2 separate regions of the Mus musculus genome follow, and region 2 is linked to region 1. Evidence: chromatin contacts called from ENCODE Hi-C or POLR2A ChIA-PET data. All regions are on one chromosome and are shown on one strand. The core of a region is the stretch at or near the end of the contact, and the rest is flanking DNA. Distances in the headings are between cores, read along the strand shown. Region 1 holds the start of Zfp54 (zinc finger protein 54). Region 2 has its middle 19 kb from the start of Zfp52.

What was found. A loop is a pair of places that touch in the nucleus more often than their neighbours do. ChIA-PET counts read pairs that join two places held with the same protein, here RNA polymerase II (POLR2A).
Region 2: a loop to region 1 is called in a map of gastrocnemius, with 5 times the contacts of the local background. The contact joins the enhancer-like site here to the promoter of Zfp54 in region 1. A Hi-C loop is called at or near these places in 13 of 37 maps with a recorded cell type or tissue (CH12.LX, CH12F3, Patski and 6 more). POLR2A ChIA-PET finds 5 or more read pairs at or near these places in 2 of 5 experiments (Patski and embryonic stem cell).

The regions. Positions count from the first base shown.
Region 1 is chr17:21,421,933-21,424,517 of GRCm38, reverse strand. Zfp54 (zinc finger protein 54) reads right to left here and starts at 1,274. Exons shown (of 5, transcript NM_001379357.1): 1 at 1,201-1,274.
Region 2 is chr17:21,515,683-21,518,267 of GRCm38, reverse strand. It overlaps a transcript of Zfp53 not described here. Among named protein-coding and RNA genes, the nearest start is that of Zfp52, 19 kb to the left of the region's middle. Within about 2 kb of position 1,300, at least 2 of the 3 ENCODE cell types and tissues checked have a DNase peak (open chromatin) inside an H3K27ac peak, as active enhancers do; they include gastrocnemius and heart, where a contact is called at or near this core.

The sequences.
Region 1 (2,585 bases), core at 25-2,524:
AAATGAAACTGGATGATTGGAATGAGAATAATATACACTAATAAAGTTCTGAACTTATCATGAACTGAAAATGATGGAAGCCTTTGTAGCTTGATCATGGACTTTTTTTTTCTCTCTCTCTCTCTTTCTCTTTAGGACAGCAGCTTGGCCACTTTCTGACCCAAGGGGCTGGAAATGGCAGTTATGGCCCTAAGAGAAACCTGGGGATGATGCTGGGGTAGGAGGGGAGGCTAGTCATTTCAGTGCCTCCAGGGCCTTAAAACCTGGAAATCCCTTCATTACTCAGTGTTAACAGATTACATTGTTCCAGCTTTAATGACCAAGCAATACTTCAGGACCCACTGTTCTTTTCCAGTACGTCATTTCACATGCTCCAAAGACACTATAAACACCCATCCCTCTGCCTAGCCTTCCAACTCTCTTCCCTTTCAGAGTAGCTGCCATTCTGTTTATCTGCAATATATCTCTTGCACGATGTTTGTTGTGTGGTGTGACTTTGTTGTATTGCTTTTGCTCCTGACTGCAAAGATGCCCTTGCTCTTAAAAATTCCTTACATGTTCCTTTCATTACTGATAGTTAAAACCTCTCCGTAGGTGCCAAGTTCCCAGGTATACAAAGAAATTAGTGTGGACTAATGTAAATTTCAGGAGCGTTGTCCTTTCTATCATAGCAAAATAACAAGAACAAAACAAAAACAACAACCAAACCAAACACGTTTGCCAATATTAACAGATAGTTTCAAATACTCCACTAGAGTACTTCTATAAGAAAAATTTGCCAAGAGAATAAATGGAAAAAAAATCAGTATTCATCAACTTAGTATGGTCTAAAATCTATGGGCAAGGGCAAGACATGAAGAGCAGAATTTTGAGAGCTGTCATTTTTATGAGTAGCCGAGGAAATATCTCACCCCTGTCTGATTCCTTCCCTTTCCCAGCCCCTTAGCTCCTCTAACCTGGTAGGTTACAGCCCTCCCCCACTGGGCTGTGGTTCCACCGGTTGGGCTGCTGCCTGCTGACTCTCCCAGGATGCCCCGCGCGGCACCTGAGGCTCAGGGTAGTTTTTTGCGTCCCCTTGAAACCCTTCTTGTATCCTCTGACTCCAGGTCTGCATCACAAGATTCTCCACGGTGCATGCCAGCGAGTTCCTCGAGGAAGACGTCCTTGCCACTTTTGGGTTTGGCTCCTCAGTCAACTTACCTAGGTTCACTAAAGAACAGTCCCAGCTATCACGCCACTCCTCTAATCCCAGCTCCATTCAACACACTTCCTCCACACAACACACTTCCTCCACACCCATATACTGTCCCCAACGGCTGTTTCCGGTGAGTGGCCCCACCCCCCCGGAGACAGGTCCCTCCCTATCAGTCTCAGGCTGCGGTCCACACAGTTCCAGCTGTCAAGCTTCTCTGAACCCGCTCTCCACAGACTCCCCACAAGTTTGCTGTCAGCGTAGACTAGAACTGGATCTGACAGGACGCTGCACCCGGATATCTGACCACCATACTGAGTTCTGAACCCTTCAGATAAAAGATAGCCTTACACCTCGACTTGACTACCAGCCCGTGAGCGACAAACTTATCCCAAACAATCCCAACACACAAAAATGACAAGTCAAAACCAAATCCTGAAAATTTGACTTGCGGAGAGACATTTAAAGAACTTGGATTTTGAAAAGAAATAGGTGTCTCAAGAAGTCAGTGAATTTATCTTGAGCTGCATGGCTTTCACCACTAGATGGTGGTCTTGCCATTTTCCTAATTCAGAGAGGAGTTTGTCTTCTGTGACTCAAGATAAAAGTGCTTTGAGATAAAACAGACTGTACTAACCCAGCATAATCCCAAAGAATAAACTAAACATTTTCTCTCCTGCCCACGAATAAGCTTAGTCTTCACCCCTTATCAAGAAACTTTTCTCTACTACAGAGACCACTGTAAAAAACTACAGTAATCACAATGCAGAGTTGTGATCATTATGGGGTAGGTCATTATGAATGTTTTGTCTACATTGCCCACTATAATAACTATGATCACCTTGTCTCTGGTGATTCGATGCTGCCACCTGGCCTTTGTTACCTTGGGGCAAAATTAAATCCATTACATTTAATTCATTCAATTGAGTAGCAGTATCTCCAACCCTAAGGTCTGGCACAAGGAAAAGGGCAAGAACAAAACTCTTCAAATGTGCTGTTGCCCCTCTCGCCAGTTTTTGTCCAGAGATACTAAGAGCAACAAGCCAGGCAAATCAGTTTTCTTATTTCCCTCCAAATTGTAGAAAACTTCGTGTACAGGGTCACCTAATTCACACCAGTCACAGTTGATGAATCAAGATAATCAAAGGCATTTGCATATAGTTTCCACCACTGGCCTCCTATATTCTCCAAGCTCCCAGGGGAGAAAGTATCTGGAGAAATTTCAGGAGTTGAAGGTGCCTAGTGAATTAGAAGATGCTGACAAATTATTAAACGGATTCCAGATTCTTAAGACATTCATTCTTATACTTCTGCTCCTCTAGAACCAATCCTGGTACCAACTTGTGTCTTAGTTAGGATTCTCTAGAGTCACATAACTTATGGAATATCTCTA
Region 2 (2,585 bases), core at 51-2,550, 94 kb before region 1:
GTCTATGGGCATATAAAATATGAACCTGGGTCCAATTTTCTCCTATCATACAAGGAATCAGACTTTCATGTGTGATCTGAAACAGTGAATCCTGTAGATTAACAGAAATAGGCAACACTTGATATAAGAACTGACTGACAAAATATACTATGTAAAAATTTAAAATTCAGGGAAATAGTAAAATTAAGTATGAAGAGATAGCTTATCCAGCAGATATATTTACTTTATGTGTTTATAGTATCTATATATTATATTTATTATATTATATTATATATGGTATAGTATAGTGTAGAATAATGGACTAAAATCCAGAATCTATTTAAAAGCAAATAAAAATATAATCAATAAATAAGTATATTCTGCTTATTTATTTTGCTCAGCATCTGCTGGAAGGGAAAATGTGCACATATTAAAAAGCTCTGCACATATTAAAAAGTTCATAAGATATAAAAGATATATAATATAAAGAGATTCCAGTTCTACCCAGTCAGTGTCCATACTCAAGTTCCTACACAATAACAAATGAACTTCTTTCAATTAATATTCCCTATACTAAACAGGTAAACAGACTACACTACGCAAAAAAGAAAAATGACAGCAGATATTAAAAGATATTTTCTACAAAAGATTTCATATCTAAAGATAAAAAATATTGAGAAAGATTTCTTTAAATGCCATGAATATGGGGTTCAGTAAAGATGGCTAGTGATCATAACTATAGTAGTGACAGAAAAGTCAAAAGTATTAACATACAAAGCAGAGAGTATTAGGAAATGGTAAAGAGTCCGTTAGATAAAAAGTCCTTGATCAAGAAGGGTGCATGTCACCAAACACAGAATGCATATATCCGCATCAGACAGAAAACAGAAAAATATGTAAAACCTAAAAACTGGTACATTGCCTCTTGTGCTTTTCAGACATGACTAATATCTAAAAGTTCTACAGGGATGCCAAGTCACTAAGTATATATATATATACCCTGGGAGTTAGCGTGGATGAGTGTAAATTCCAAGAGCTTGGTCCGTTTCACCTCAACAAAGAGAACTGATATTCTCTTAGAATATTCTAATAAGAATATTTTGGTAATCAGAAGATCAAAACAAAAAACAAGCAAACAAACAAAAACCAGGATTACTCCACTTTATATGAGCTAAAATGTATCCACAAGGGAAGACATCCACCGCAGAATTTCAGAGCCAGCTTCCTCAGGAACAGAAAAGAAACTGCTCCTTCCTGTTTCCTAGCCCAGCAGCTCTGGTAGCCTGGCTGCAGTTCCAGCTGCGCTGCTGATTGCTGACTGACTCTCCCAGGATGCCCCGCGGCACCCGCGGCACCCGCGGCAGCCAGGAATTTTAGTTTCCCCCAAGTCCACCGTATCTTTCGACCCCAGATCTGCACCACGCGATTACCCACGGTGCAGGACCGCGTGCACGGGGGAAACCTGTCGAAGCGACTTCTGGCTTTGGCTCTAGGTAAAACTTCTCAAACTTCAGTAATTTAGCGTCCCAGCTTCCACCCACGTGTTTCTCCTAATTCCTCACACTCTACACAGTTCCCCTACACATCTCCATTAAGTCGAAAATCCTCCCAATGTGCTTCCGGATCTCCGATCTCCAAATATGTTTCCGGGTGAGCATCTGCGCCCCATCAGAGACCAGTCCTTCCCACTTTGTCTCAGGCTGCCTTTCACACAGCTCCAGCTTTCAGGCTGCTCCGGCTCTGCACAGCCTCCACACACTCTTGTGAGAGCGCCGACCACAAGTGTTTTTGGAAGGACGCTCCACCCGGTATCTGAGCCCCACTCGGGGTTCTAAACCCTTTAGATAAACGACAGCTCCCACCCCCGCCCCACCACCACCAAAACTGGAGCAAGAGCTGTCCCTGAATTAGTTGAATGCCTGTGGATTCCTTCCCCTAACCCAGTCGCCTTGTCTGACCTTAGTCAGAGAGGATATGCTTAGTCCTGCAGTGATTATGTGCTGGGCGGGAGGGGCTGGGGGGCGCTAGTGAATACAGGTGTGGTGGGAATCCCTCTTCTCAGAGGAGAATGGGTGCGGGGAGGGGAAAAGCTGCGAGGGACTGGGGAACTGATTTGGGTAAGGTGAATTATAAAAAAGACAAACAGCCTAACGTCTCCACTGGACTACCAACCTCTGGCTTATATATTTCATACCAAACAATAATAGACTAAATTCAGAAGCGAGAGTCCCATCCCCAACACACAAACATTAAAAAGCCAAAACAAAATACTGAAATATGAACTTGGGGAGAGATATTTAAAGAACTTGGATTTTGAAAAGAAGTAAGTGGTAAGGCCTTTGCAACAGCCTAGGGGTGAATTAATCCCGCGCTGTACTGATTTCCCCAATAGATGGCGGTCTTGTCATTTAAGTCTTCTGTGACAGCGATGCTTTGAGAGGAAAAAAAGAGAACGTTCTGTTTTCCTTTTTTTTTTTAAATGGAGTGGTGAATGCAGCCTCTTGGCTGTCGCAGATGCAGAAAATAAGTGAAGTATGTGTTCCCAGGCCTAAAAACGTCAGCTACACCACCCCATCTCTAGCTCTGGGAACAAGGAAGAAGAGGTG